Regions from separate parts of the Homo sapiens genome. Here region 2 is linked to region 1. Evidence: chromatin loops called from intact Hi-C (ENCODE). Cell type or tissue: A673. All regions are shown on one strand.

Region 1 (8,000 bases):
CCAGAGTACATCTAGAGCAGTTTCTCCCACTGCTGAATGTAGTTTGTTTTCCTCTATCAGTTTGCCTAACTAATATCAGCAGTTAAAATGACCCATTTGCTACTTCTTGGGTTTTGCTCTTTACCAGTTTGTGTATCTTATGTTTCTGATTCACAAATTCACATGAAACAGACCTCCTAAGAGGCATGTGGTAGGAAATAATATGGAGATGATTCTACAGACTGCTCCACACTGACAACTAGAGCAGGTTCCAGGAGTCACTTAACCATTAGTTACTATGAAGTCATTGAAACCTCAGAAAATTGAGTTTATTCTGATTATCTGATTATAGGTAGTTGGCAGTAAGGGGTATTATGGAAATACAAGAATATACAGGCATGCACAATTTGTTGAGTATTTATATGTATCAGATATTGCTCTGCTTTATATATTTTAAAATAATTATCTGCTTACTTCCATTGAAATGATAATGGAATATTCATTACAGTGCACCCTTATACTTTCAAAGTGTTCTCCTGTGTGAAGTAGATATTATTACCATTCTTTTATAAGCAAAAATACAGGCACAGAGAAGTCAAGTAATTCATCTAAGGTGCTACATAATTACTAAAAGATAAATCCAGAATTGGATCCTAGGCAGTCAAGTTCAAGTCATGTCTTAACGACCACACTTATCAGCTATCCCATTTAATTTGGGAAATCCAATTATGGAGGCATCAGCACCTTCCCCAATATCAGCAATTGAGGCAAAAACTTACATATGATACCTGATGGCATTTTTCTTTCTAACCAGTTCATATTATGTTTTGCACTGCTCCTTTTACATGCTCTTCCTCCTCTTTCAAGTCCTTAGAAAGGATTTAATGTATTTAGAAGAAATGACACAAACAAATGAAAAAACATTCCATGCTCTTGAATAAGAAATCTCAATATCATTAAAATGGCCTTACTGCCCAAAGCAATTTACAGATTCAATGCTATTCCCATTAAACTACCATTGACATTCTTCACAGAACTAGAGAAAACTATTTTAAAATTTATATGGTACCAAAAAGGAGCCCATATAGTCAATGCAATCCTAAGCAAAAAGAACAAAGCTGGAGGCATCATGCTACCCAACTTCAAACTATACTGCAGGGCTACAGTAACCAAAACAGCATGGTACTGGTACAAAAACAGACACATTGACCAATGAAACAGAATAGAGAACCCAGAAATAAGGCCACACACCTACAACCATCTGATCTTCAACAAACCTGACAGAAAAAAGTAATGGGGAAAGGATTCCCTATTCAATAAATAGTGCTGGGAGAACTGGCTGGCCATATGCAAAAAGTTGAAGCTGGACCCCTTCCTTATATCATATACAAAAGTTAACTTAAGATGGGTTAAAGACTTAAAACTATGAAAACCCTGGAAGGCGACCTAGACAATACCCTTCAGGGCATAGGCACAAATAAAGATTTTATGACAAAAGATGCCAAGAGCAAATGCTACAAAAGCAAAAGTTGACAAATGGAATCTAATTAAACTAAAGAGCTGCTGCACAGCAAAAGAAACTATCAACAGAGTAAACAACCTACAGAATGGGAGAAAAATTTTGCAAACTATACACCTGATAAAGGTCTAATATCCAGCATCTATAAGGAACTTAAATTTACAGGAAAAAACAACCCCATTAATAAGTGGGCAAAGGACACTTTGAAGAACAGACATTTCTCAAGACATACATGCAGCCAACAATCACCTGAAAAAAAAAACTCAACATCACTGATCATTAGAGAAATGCAAATCAAAACTACAATGAAATATAATTTTACAACAGTCAGGATGACTACTAAAAAGCCAAAAAAATAACAAATGCTGGTGAGGTTGTGGAGAAAAATACTTTTACACTTTTGGAGGGAGTGTAAATTGGTTCAACCATTGTGGAAGACAGGGTGGCAATTCCTCAAAGACCTAAAGATAGAAATACCATTTGACCCAGAAATCCCATTACTGGATATATACCCAAAGGAATATAAATCATTCGATTATAAAGACACATGTATGTGTATGTTTATTGCAGCATGATTCACAATAGGAAAGACATGGAATTAACCTAAATGCCCATCAATGATAGACTGGATAAAGAAAACATGGGACATATACACCATGGAATACTCTGCAGCCATAAAATGAGATCATGTTCTTTCCAGGAACATAGATGGAGCTGGAGGCCATCGTATTAGTCCATTCTCTTGCTGCTATAAAGAACTGCCCAAGACTGGGTAATTTATAAAGGAAGAGGTTTAATTGACTTACAGTTCCACATGGCTAGGGAGACCTCCCATGTGGGGAGGAAACTTACGATCATAGCAGAAGGGGAAGCAAACATGTTCTTCACATTGCAGTAGGAAGGAGAATGAGAGCTAAGCAAAGAAGGAAGCCCTTTATAAAACCATCAGATCTTGTGAGAATTTACTATCATGAGAATAGCATGGGGGAACCACCCACATGATTCAGTTACCTCCCACCGAGTCCCTCCCATGACACATGGGGATTATGGGAACTATAAGATGAGACTTGGGTGAGGACACAGCCAAACCGTATCAGCCATTATCCTTAGCAATCTAACACAGGAACAGGAAACCAAATACTGCATGTTCTCACTTATAAGTGGGAGCTAAATGATGAGAACACATGGACACAAAGAGGGGACGAACACACACTGGGGCCTGTCAGAGCATGAAGGGTGAGAGGAGGGAGAGGATCAGAAAAAATAATGGAGAGTATGCTTAATACCTGGGTGATGAAATAATCTGTACAACAAACCCCCATGACACATGGTTGCCTATGTTGACAAACCTGCACATCCTGCATATGTACCCCTGAATTTAAAAGTTAAAGGACTATAATGAGAAAAAAATCAATGTCCCTGTCCTAATCTGATACCACTGGGTCCCTGGATATGACAGAAACAAAGACAAAAGGCTAGGGATCATGAGGAAAGGGTGAAGATAACCCCTACTTCATAGATTTCTCTAGGACCAGCTCCTGTGTACCACATTCATCGATTTCTAATGAAAATGAAAGAAAAATTACTAGAACGTGCATCTTCCTTGGGTAGCTAATAATCATTTTGACACATCACAAGGTAAACTCTTTTTTTGGAAGATGCAAAGATATTTTAGACAATATCTCTGCCCTCAACTTCTCATTGCCCTGCTCTCTGTCCTCTCATGACATAGATTTAAATTCAGCACGGGCAGGAGTCTCATCTCAATCATCTTTTTATCTCCTTCCCTAGATTAGGGTGCAGAAGGTTCACAATAAATGCTTGTGAAATACATGCTTGATGGCCCCGTGGTTCAGCTCTGGTATGAGTAAGTTGGAGTCTGGGTTCCTGGAGATGTCCCAAAGCACCAAATGCCTCAAGCCCAGCTGCTGTCATCTTGTTAGCAAGGATGAATATGCAACAGCAGGTGGCAGCAAACCTTTGCATTTGCTCTTCTCTTGGTAGCAATAAGTGTCTCAGCCAAATTGTGTTATGGCTCACAGGTGTCCTGCTTTTTCCACTTGGTGCCTTTTGGATCTAGTTTGCTGAGAAATGCAGCTCCACGAACAATATCCTCAGCACCTCTTTCAGAATAAACTAGATTTCAGTAGAAGGAGTTCAATTTGAATTAAAGTGAGCCAACCTGCCTTGCCAGCTGTTGCCCTTGCAGACTCTGTGTGCCAGTAACGGCAGCCACCTGGGGAGATGCCCTTCCTGGGAAAGCGCTGCTGCTGCAGTTGTGCCCTTTGCCTCAGCAGTCCATTAAAAACTGTTTTGCAGAGAAGGCGACTGGGAGGTATGACAGGTTGATTATACATTGAGGTGGACTAGGATAGCCTATCTTATGTCTGATAGGCCAACACATTTAGCAATAGTGTCCCCTTACACTCTCAAAGTGTTCTTGCTTGGGTGGAGGCTAAGTTGTATGGTCATGAGTGGCTCATGTTTCCATCTGGGTCCTCAGCTGTGTAAGAAGGGAATTGAAAGGAATCTGAAGCAATTGCCTTGATGAGTATCTGAGATTTGAGAGGTGAGAGGTAGAAGGAGGAAGTGGGATTCATGGAGGAGAACTTTGGGGCTTGGGTAAACTCTTTTTCTTCCCTTGTCTTCTGAAGCTGGATGGCTTTGTGGCCAAGTTGCAAAGGAAGTGGTACATTTATCCAGTCCTCCAACAGGCTCCACAGACTTTCTTGTCCTTCTGAAGACATCCTAGGTATCATACTTCACATCTACAGGAATGTGCTTTCTAATGGGCAGCATTTGGCCACTAGGTAGCTTTTAGGCAAGGGCCCTGCTGAACCTAATTAGAACACACAGAAAATTCCCATGGTAAATTGACATTAGACAGTGAAGGTGGGCAGCAGTGTGTGTGTGGGTGGGGGTGGTCGGGGGCAGGGTCATAGGGATGAGGATCTAGTTTTGGCAGGAACTTGAGCTAGCTTCAGGACCCCAACAAAACCCAGTTGTACGTGGTGGGTGATGCTCTAAGAGGTGGTGTAGCATAGTGGGTAATATGGTCCACTTCGAAGGTAGAAAAGAGTAAGCTGGCTTCAGACTCTGCCATTTCTTCATTGCATGAACATGGGTAAACACTCAATTCCTCAGGGTCCTCATTTCTAAAATGGGTCTAGTAACGCCCACACTCACAGTACATACTCTACACATGGTAAATCATGAATAAATTGTTATAGATGATTTCATAGGAAAACTGAAATAATCTGTGGTTATTTTTCTGCATATGTAAAATTAAGGGTCTTTATACTTACTTATTTTAGTTTTTGATGAAGACACATTACAGTTATTTTCATAATTAATGTTAAAGAGAAATAGTTCTAAACCTAGGAATTAAAACTTGGACATTGGCCTTGGCTCTGGCATTAACTAATTATATCACCTTTTACAGGTTGCTTAACTTCTGCAGGCTTTACTCCTTTATGCAGGTGAGAAGTATAGGGCCTGATGCTTGCTTCTGTGCCTTTGACACTAACAGCCTTAGATTTCCCAAGATTTGCCTTTACACAGTGTAATGCAGTGCTCTATCCCCTACATTGGCTGGCTGGTTGAGTCTATTAGAGGCTGAGGTTTGAAAGGCTGGGGTCATAGGCTTGATTCCACAATGGCCTAGTTAGTTGTGTTTCAAGGTTGTTTCAAGTCATCTCTCTGACCTCAGCCATATGTTCTGTGAGCACAAAGAAGGACACTTTCACAAATATGGGGTATTCAACCATGCCATCATGACTACTACAAGGGGACAAAAAGATGAAGGGGTCACCTACGCTGAAGGTCAATCAAATTGCCCAGGTGTGAAAAGAACAGTATCATCTTCCAGGGATCCTTTACCATGGTGGTCACCTCCTGCTAATTACTGCCTGTTTTATAACAATTTGCTAAAATAAGTCATATGGAAATTTGATTAAATTTTAGGATCTTAAATTGCCTTAAAATAATTCTTTCATTAATGGCAAGGTACTTGTTGGAAGAAACAAAACACATCAGAAACAAGATTTATGACCACTTAAGAAATCTGTTAAAATTTTTTTTTTTAATGGACTCCAGCTCTTGGTGCTATTTGCATGCTATTGGAATGCAGAGATGGTGAATCAGAGCCTAAATCCGGGCTCCGAGCAGATCGAGGTGGGAGAGCTTTTAACTAGAATTAGAACCTTCTCTTCTAAGAGACTTTCTGCAGGCAGGAAGTCATTTGCCCAGGGTATTGGTTCTCCTGCTGTGGTGTTGGTGAGAGTCCTTTAGGGCTCTGCAAGAGGGACCTTAACTTGTGTAGTTAATGAGCCAAAGGCCTTCTGCCTGACAATGTTTTCTGAAGATCTATCTTCCTCTGAATGCAGCAGTTTTCCTCTCTTTAATAAGGATGATCTGATTTACAAAACAACAAAAAAACAGTAAATCAAGACCAAAAGGTAAGACACTCTGCCCTCAGGATTAATGAACCCAAAGGCTGGTGTCCATACAGATCCTTCTGATCCTAATATCCTACAGTAGAAGATAGAGCAGCCTCCATGTTTGGGACAATATTTTTATTATGTGTTAACATCAAATCTGTAGAAGCTCCAAGCTCTGAAAAGATTATACCCACTCCTTGTCATGTAATTTAAAATAATAGAAGAATTTTCTAAACCAAAAAGTTAAAAGTTAAACAAGATAAACAGTTATGACTTTCTGATTATTTTGATAATTTTTTTGTAATGCCACATATCAAATTACTTAAATAATTACTTTCATTATTGTCCTCTTCCCCTTTTGTGCCCCTGCATTGCTGGTACAGTGCTGGTGGTTGTTTTCACCTGTTCCTTGTGTGACAGCACTTCCCACCCCCAGAGAGGTATTTTTTCAAATGTGGTTCTGGGGGTCCCTTGAGTTAGATCATGTGCAGGGCATAGTAAATGAACATTCCAGGGGACCTCAGGTTCATTTCAGATCGAACTCATCAGAATCTCTGGAGTTGAAGTTAGCTGATTAATGAGCTCCCCAGGTGATGGATGTACAAAAATAAAGCTTATGAAGCACACTTAGAATGTTCTAGTGCAGATACTCTATGGCTCTTATAATCACTGAGGAGCATCTTCAAAAACAGGACCACTCATAGTTTCTGCTGATTCATATGTACTGGGAGAGACCTCTGGGATGTCTAGATGAGAAAAGCTCCATTGCAATTTTATTGAGAATCATACACTAGACCAGTAGAGTTCAACAAAAACATAATGTCAATCGCACCTATATTGTACAGTTTTCTGGTAAATACATTTAAAAAGTGAAGTGCAACAAGTAAAATTACTTTTTAAAATATTTTAACTTTAAACCAATATAACATCATTTCTCATATAATCAATATAAAATCATGGAGATGCATTACATTCTTTTTTCATATTAGGTCTTTGAAACTAGTGCGTAGTTTACAGTTGCAGCACATTTCAGGTTGAGGTAGCTGCGTTTCAAGTGCTCAGTAGCCACATGTGAGTGGTTACTGAATTGCATAGCGTATCCCTAGACAGTCTTTCACCTAATCTGGAAGTGCTGGAACTGGGGTGTTTCAAAAAAGCTATTTTATCTGTGATCTCAGTCACCTTTGATTCCTAAATATACTTACATAATTAAAAAAAACTTACAATCCTTTTCTTTTCCTTTTCCATTGCTCCCGTCTTAGTTTAGGCTGTGCTTACCCTACACCATCACTTCATTCTATGCAACCTGAGAACTTCCCCCTACCTCTACGTTGTCTTCAATTCATCTTGACTTATAAATTTTCCATTGTTCTTACAACATAATTTTCATCATAACACACTCTTCTGGACCTTAACATTTTTAGGCTATAAACACAGAATTGCAAGTTGGAAAGAAGTTTAACACTTGTTAATGTTAACTATTATTGATATAATCTACTTTTACAAAGTAGATTCACATATTGCATGTACTTTGTCCAATCACCCTCTGATGCAGTTACTATTATGCTCATTTTACAGATGATAGAAGGCTTATAATGACAACCCTAGGATAACAAAGGCAGTAAAGAACAGAGCTGGTCTTAAATTCAGGTGTTTGATGCCACATTCTAAGCTCCTCTGTTGCATTGCCTAATTCTGCATTCCACAACATAGAGCGGAAAACCTTTGATTGTTCATCCCTAACAGATCGGCTGTTGACAAACTTCTAGTAATGGAGGGTCACCACATTTAGAAGCGGCCAATTTCTTTGTTGAAAGCTGATTTTTAGAGAGCTATGTGTCATTCAAAGTTCCAACCTTGCAGCTGGATTCTCAACATCCTCCATAATCTGGCACTAATCTTCTTTATCAACATTCCCACTTCTCTCCAACCATAAGGTATATTCCACATTGTGATCCACATTCTGTCATTTCCCTGGCCATCCCATTCACATTGACTGTCTTCTTACTTCCTCTTAGTGCAGAATGGCATCCATCCTCCAAAGGCCAGCTGTGAGCCCTCCC
Region 2 (8,000 bases), 950 kb after region 1:
GTGTTTCAAATTGTTTACTGAAGGAGTTAATTTTATGTTGAACACCAATAACATTCGGGGAAAAAATAACCTCGAAAACTATTTATATAGCAACCATTAATAAAAATAGCAGTATCATCAGGTGATGTTTTATAAAGCTATAATTAGCTGGTGAGCACATTTATGGAACAGCTGTGATGTAGCAGACCCTGTTAAAATCTGAGATAGGTACAAAATATATAGATGACAGACGTTTTCTTGAAGAAATGTTCCATCTACATGGAGCCCAGCGCATGACAGATAACACTGTAATTTGGTAAGAAAAGGTAAGAAATAGTCTGAAATCAAATTGAGAATGCAAATAGAATGTAAATGCTGAGATTCTATCCAAAGAGGTGTGAACCAACCCAGAAAGCGTTAAGCACATATGGCTACATACTTAGAGTAGCGTGGTTAGGAGGGAGATGAGACTGACAAAACCATTGTACGGCGTAGGGAAAATAGCAAGGATCTCAAGCCTGAAGAAATCTTAAACGACAACAGGAATTTCAGATAGAGATAGGAATAAGCAACTTTTTGGTAAAATCCTTCTGACTAATTCTTCTTTAATCATTGCCTGTGGCAATGAACGAGAAAGATGTTGTCAGTTTAAAGTACCCAGACTGGACACTTAGAGCAAAGATAAGGGTAATGACATTAAGCGTTCATGTTTTCAGGAGATTCCAGAAAAACCTAAATTGCTTGTGATATCTTGGGCTCATATTCATACTTTGGGTTCCACTTCAGAAATTCTAACCGTTATGGAAGAGTAATATCAATTCTACAGATCTTCTGTGATGAATCCCAGAGCAGCCACTTCTCACCTAGTTGGTTTTGCCAAATACTTGTAAATAGTTATACCTGAACCTGAGTCATACAGGAAAGGAAAAGGCTGAAAGTTACTTACATAAATAAATCCTTGATCTCAGCTTCTTTTATTTTACCTTGTTGATTTCACTTAAAGGTGCATTTAAAGGCTTTTGGCAGCAGCCATAAGGGAGAAGCTGGTATTAAATGAATCATTCCACTTAAAAATAAATTATAAGGCTGGGTGCGGTGGCTCATGCCTGTAATCCCAGCACTTTGGGAGGTTGAGGCGGGTGGATCACGAGGTCAGGAGTTCAAGACCAGCCTGGCCAAGATGGTGAAACCCCATCTCTACTAAAAATTCAAAAATTAGCCCAGCATGGTGGCGTGCGCCTGTAATCCCAGATATTCAGGAGGCTGAGGCAGAGAATTGCTTGAACCCAGGAGGCAGAGGTTGCAGAGACCCGATATCGTTATCACTGCACTCCAGCCTGGGCGACAGAGTGAGACTCTGTCTCAAAAATAAATAAATAAATAAATAATAAAACCTGGACAAAATATTTTAAATAACTATTTGTAAGCTTTGGAGGGGAATGAATGAAGGCAGGATGTTAAGAGCTTTGATGTACAAAGGAAGAAAGGTAGAGCTGTGTGAGTTACCAAAAACATACAACCTACCACAATTGAATCTTAAGAAAATTGAACAGACCTATAACAAGTAGACAGATTGAATCAGTAATAAAAGAAAACCTCTCAACAAAGAAAAGCCCAGGATCTGATGGCTTCATTGGTAAATCCTACCAAATATTTTAAGAAGAATTAATACCAATTCTTCTCAAACTCTCCCAAAATATTGAAGATAAGGGAACATTCCAAACTCATTCTACAAGACCAACATTACCCTGACACCAAACCAGACAATACAAGAACACAAAATTATAGGCCAATATCCCCAATGAGCACAGATGTAAAAGTCCTAAACAAAATACTAGCAAGCGAAATTTAATAGGACATTAAAAGAATCATATATGCAATCAAGTAAAATGTATTCCTGGGATATAAGGATGGTATAATATACACAAATCAGTAAATGTGATACATCACATTAAGAGAATGAAGGACAAAAAACATATGATCACCTCAATAAATGCAGAAATAGTGCTTGATGAAATTTCATGATAAAAATTCTCAACAAATCAGATATCGAAAGAATAAATGTACCTCAACTTAATAAAGTCCATATATGACAAGCCCACAGCTAACGTCATAGTCAATAGTGAAAAGCTAAAAACCTTTTTCTGTAAGATCAAGAACAAGACAAGGATGCCTATTCACATGACTTCTATTCAACATAGTACTGGAGGTTTTAGGCAGAGTAATTGGGTAAAAAAAATAAATGAAAGACATCCAAGTTGGAAAAGAAGAAGTAAAATTGCCTCTATTTGCAGATGACATGATCTTATATAGAGAAAACCCTAAAGATTTCATCCAAAAAATTGTTAAATCTAATAAATTCAGTAAAGTTGCAGGATACAAAATCAACATACAAAAACCCCAGTAGTATTTCTATATACTGACAATGAACTACACATAAAAAATTAAGAAAATCCAATGTCCAATAACATCAAAAAGAATAAAATATTTAAGAATACATTTAAATAAGAAATTAAAAATCTATACACTGAAAATTGATGAAATTGAAGAAGGCACAAATAAATGGAAAGATATCCCATGCTCATAGATTGAAATAATTAATATTGTTACAATGTAAGTGCTACCTAAAGCAATCTACAGAGTCAATGCAATCCCTAACAAAATCTAATGTCATTTTTCCAGAAATAGAAAAAAAAAACTCTAAAATTTATGTGGAACCACAAAAGACCCCAAATAGCCAACAAAGCTGAAGGCATCACATTACCTAATTTCAAAATATTCTAAAAAGCTATAATAATCAAAACATTTAGACCAATAAAACAGAATAGAGAGTCCAGAAATAAAGCCACATATTTACAGTCAATTATTCTTTAACAAAGCTGTCAAGAACATACAATGAGTAAAGGACAGTCTCTTTAACACATAGGTCTGGGATAAGTGGATATCTACATGCCAAAAGAATGAAACTGGGCCTTATCTCATATAATATACAAAAATTAACTCAAATGGATTAAAGATTTAAATGTAATACTAGAAACTTAAAACTACTAGAAGTAAACACAGGGAAAAAAAGCTTCTCGTCATTAGGCTAGGCAATAATTTTTTGGATATGACCCCAAAAGCACAAGCAACATGAAAAAATAGACCAATGTGATTGCGTCAAGGTAAAAATCTCACACATAGCAAAGGAAACAACCAAAAGAGTGAAGAGAAAACCTACAGGATAGAAGAAAATACTTTCAAACCACACTCTGGTTTATAAATATTTAAACAGTTAATATCCAAAATACGTAAAGAACTCAAATGACTCAATAGCAAGAAAACAAATAACCCAATTTTAAAAATGGGCAAGGGACCTTAATAGATATCTCCAAAAGAAGCTATAGAAATGGCCAATAGACATATGAAAAAAATGATTAACATTACTAATCATCAGAGAAATGCAATTAAAACCACAATGAGATATCACCTCATGCCTGTTAAAATGGCTATAATCAAAAAGACAAAAGATAGCAAGCATTGGCAAGGAGATGGATGAAAAGGAATTCGTTCATACTGTTTTTGGGAATGTAAATTGGAAAACAGTATGGAAGTTCCTCAAAAAATTAAAATTGAATGACTATATGATCCATCAGTTCCACATCTGGGCATATATCCAAAGGAAATGAACACAGTATGTTGAAGAAATATCTGCACTCCCATGCACTCCCATGTTCACTGCAGCATTATTTACAATAGCCAAGATGTGGAATCAACTTCTGTCCATCAACAGATGAACAGATAAAGAATATGTGATACACACACACACACACACACACACACACACACACAGGAATATTATGCAGCCTTAAAAAAGAAGGAAATCTTGTCATTTATGAAAACATGGATGAAACTGGAGGATACGATGCTAAGTGAAATAAACCAGGTGCAAAAAGACAAATAGTGCATGATCTCACTTACATGTGAAATCTAAAAAATCAAACTCACAGAAGCAGAGAGTAGAATGATAATTACCAGGAGCTGGGGAGAGCAGTTGGGAAATGTGAAGATGTTGGTCAAGGGTACAAAGTTTTGTTTAGACAGGATGACTAAGTTCTGGAAATTTATTGTACAACATTGTGATTATAGTTAATAGTTACATATTGTATATTTGGAAATTGCCGAGAGTGTAGATCTTAAATGTACTTCACCAAAAAAAAGATAACTATGTAAATTGATGGATATATTAATTAGCTTGATTGTGTATTCATTTCACAGTGTATACATATATCAAAACATCACATTGAGCACTAAATACATACGACTTTATGTGTCAATTATGCCTCAATAAGAAAAAAAAGAAATTAAAAACTGCATTCAGCTGTAATACTTCTAGTAGAAATATTGACACTGTTACCTTGAAAATAGAGCAAATAAGAAATGTCAGTAGGAAGTAATATTCTCAGCATGAGAAAAACAGATACAAATATAAAATCAAAATTAGTTGTCTTTTAAATTTTAAAACCCTGTCATCTTTAATGTAAATGAGATATCAGCATGAAATCATTATTTATTTTGTTCTTTCTAAAATACAGATATTCCCTAGTTCCATTCACTAAAAAGGTCTAAAACATCAAATCCAATAAAATTGTAATGTAAGCAACAGGTATAATTATAGATGTTCTAATAGTTACATTTTTAAAAGGTAAAAGAAACTGGTAAAATTCATTTTAATAATATATTTTATTTAATCCAGAATATTCAACATCTTATCATTCTAACATGGAATCAATTTTTAAATGTTAATGAGATATCTTACATTCTTTTTATACCAAGTTTTCAAAATTAAATGTATATTTTTAGACTAACAGAACATTTTAATTTGGATTAGCCACATTTCAAGTGTTCAGTAGCCACATGTGGGTAGAGACTGCTGTACTGAACTTTCAAGGCCAATCCAAGTCTAGATATAAAGAAAACCAAGTAGCTACGAGTACCCCTGGTGACTAAATTGGGGATAACAGAGCAGTGGGAAGGACAAGGGAGAATGAAAATATTCATTTCAGATATTAGTGGTATCATGGTTGGTTTTTTTCCTAATCTTTATCTATTAAAAACACATACTGCATATTTTAGGTTAAATGATACAACGTTTGGCATTAGCATTAAAATATTTAATCAAAAAAGTACAGGAGATAAATGAAACACTCTTTGGAAAATGATAATTGCCAAACCAAGAGATTGGTATGTAAAAATATTTTATGCTCTCTACTTATGCATGCTTGAACATTTTCATATTAAATTTCTTAAAAATGAAATAAAGTAAAAGCGCTTTAAAATATAAAGAGATAAATAGACAATTCAGTTAACCAGTTCCTGATGATCAAATTTTTATGTCACCACTATTAATATTGAATTCTCTTTAAAAAGGGCCATATTGATTATTTTATTATTACATTTTATTAAACTACTTAAAAGTTTTAAAAGTTAATACTGTCCTAACCACAGAATGTTAAAGATTAAATTATGAGTCAAAGACTCAAGTTAATTGTTAGAATAGAAACTTATTAGAAAGCTTACAGAATCTGCAAATCTTTTATTTCCTGGAAAGTGAAACAGCTGTTGAAATGAATCTTATATTAGGTAGGAAATAAAGGAGGGAGAGAAGGAAGGAAGGAAGGAAGGAAAGAAGGAAAGAAGGAAGGAAGGAAAGGAGGGAGGGAGGGAGGGAGGAAGGAAGGAGAGAAGGAAAGGAGGGGGGAAGGAGAAGGGAAGGAGAAGAGACTTCAGAATGTCACACCATTGTCTGGATTTTAACAATGGATCTCAAAATATTGAGATTGCCAAGGTTTTTTAAAAGTTTTTAAACCAAGATAAACTGAGAACGTTGAAGTAATGTCATAACTTCTCTTTATTAAAAATCAATTCTATCCTCAACTGAATAAAGTACATCATACTTAATGGTGAAAGACTGGAAGCTTTCCCAGTATAATCATAAAGAAAACAAAGATGTCCGTTCTCACCACTTCTATTCAACATTCTACTGGAGGTTCTAGTCAGGGCAATAGGCAAGAAAATTAAATAAAAGGCATCCAGATTGGAAAGGAAGAAGTAAGCTTTCTTTACTCAAAGATGACATACATTTTTAGGAAAATCCTAAGGACTCAATTTAAAAACTATTAGAACAAATAAGTTCCACAAGGTTGCAGGGCACAAGATCAATATACAAAACTCGATAGTGTTTCTGTATACTTGAAATGAACAATCCAAAAATAAAATTAAAAAACAATTCCAGGCTGGGCACAATGGCTCATGCCTGTAATCCCAGCACTTTCGAAGGCCAAGGCAGGTGGATCACCTGAGGTCAGGAGTTCGAGACCAGCCTGGCCAACATGGCAAAACGCCATCTCTACTAAAAAATACAAAAGTTAACTGGGCATTGTGGCACATACCTGTAGTTCCAGCTACTTGGAAGGCTGAGGCAAGAGAATCGCTTGAACCCAGGAGGGGGAGGTTGCAGCGGGCTGAGATCAGGCCACTGCACTGCAGCCTGGGTGATGGAGTGAGACTCCAACTCAAAAAAAAAAAAAAAATAAAAAAAATTCATTTACAATAGCTTCAAGAAGGATAAATTACATTTAACAAAAGAAGTGCAAAACGTATACTCTGAAAACTACAAAACACGTTAAAAGAAGTTTTAAATGATTTAAATAAATGGAAAAACATATGTGTCTATGGATAGGAAAACTAGATATTGTTAAATGGCAATAATTCCCAAACTAATCTATAGATTCACACAATCCCTTATGAATTCCCAAATGTCGTTTTTTGCAAACAATGGCAAGCGGATGCTGAAATTCACATGGAAATGCAAGAGATCCAAAATAACCAAAATAACCTTGAATAAAGTTAGACTCACACTTTCTAATTGTAATACATACTACAAGCAATAGTAATCAAGACAGTGTCGTACTGGCAAAGGATAGACACAGATCACTAGAATGCAATTAGAGTATAGCAATAAAGCCATGTACCTATGGTCAACTGATTTTCAACAAGGGTCCAAGACAGTTCAATAGTGGAAAGAATAATGTTTTCAACAAATGGTGCTGGAACAACTGAATATCCACATGCAAAAGAGTGAATTTAAACCCCTACTTCACATCATATACAAAAATTAACTCAACTGGCTCAAATACCTAAATGTTAGAGTTAAAACTATAAAACTCATACATGAAAACATAAGCATAAATCTTTGTGACTTTGTGATCTCAGATATAATACCAAAAACAAAAACAATGAAAGAAAAAATAGGTAAGCTGGACTACGTCAGAATTAAAAACTTTCGTACTTCAAAAGATATTATCAAGAAAGTGGAAACACAACTCACAGAACTGAAGAAAATATTTTGAAATAGTGTATCTGCTAATGTACCAGTATCCAAAATATATAACCCAACTAAGAAATACCAAATCTGAAAAAACATTTCCTCGAAGAAGAAACACAAATGGCCAGTAAACACACGAAAAGGGGTTCAACATCATTAGTTACTACAGAAATGCAAATCAAAAAAAGAACGTGTGTGCAAGCATCTTTTTCGTATAATGACTTCTTTTCCTCTGAATAGATACCCAGTAGTGAAATTGCTGGATCAAATGGTAGTTCTATTTTTTTGTTTGTTTGTTTGAGATGCAGTTTCACTCTTCTTGCCAAAGCTGGAGTGAAACGACATGGTCTCAGCTCACTGCAGCCTCCGCCTCCCAGGTTCAAGCAATTCTCCTGCCTCAGCCTCCCGAGTAGCTGGGATTACAGGTGTGCGCCACCAAGCCAGGCTGATTTTTTGTATTTTTAGTAGAAACGAGGTTTCACCATATTAGCCAGGCTGGTCTTGAACTCCTGACCTCAAGTAATCCACCCACCTCGGCCTCCCAAAATCCTGGGATTACAGGCGTGAGCCACTATGCCCAGCCAGTAGTTCCACTTTTAAAACTACAAATCAGGTTCGGTATTTGAGCAAATACTGCTCCAGTGATGAGTATACC

Evidence for each region. Peaks named below come from ENCODE experiments on the same cell type or tissue, not always from the same donor. Only the 100,000 strongest peaks of a DNase experiment are listed, where the experiment ranks them.
Region 2: it touches region 1 in a loop (10-fold over the local background); 10 of 110 quality-filtered maps call a loop at or near these places.

Annotation. Positions count from the first base shown.
Region 1 is chr14:62,176,112-62,184,111 of GRCh38, forward strand. No RefSeq gene overlaps it. Among named protein-coding and RNA genes, the nearest start is that of LINC00644, 40 kb to the left of the region's middle. In A673, a CTCF peak has its summit at 3,471 (motif pointing right); DNase peaks (open chromatin) are centred at 3,470 and 5,710; H3K27ac peaks cover 481 bases.
Region 2 is chr14:63,130,049-63,138,048 of GRCh38, forward strand. The region is part of intron 2 of LOC105370531 (LINE-1 retrotransposable element ORF1 protein-like); the gene reads right to left. Among named protein-coding and RNA genes, the nearest start is that of RHOJ, 70 kb to the right of the region's middle. In A673, a CTCF peak has its summit at 4,971; a DNase peak (open chromatin) is centred at 4,943.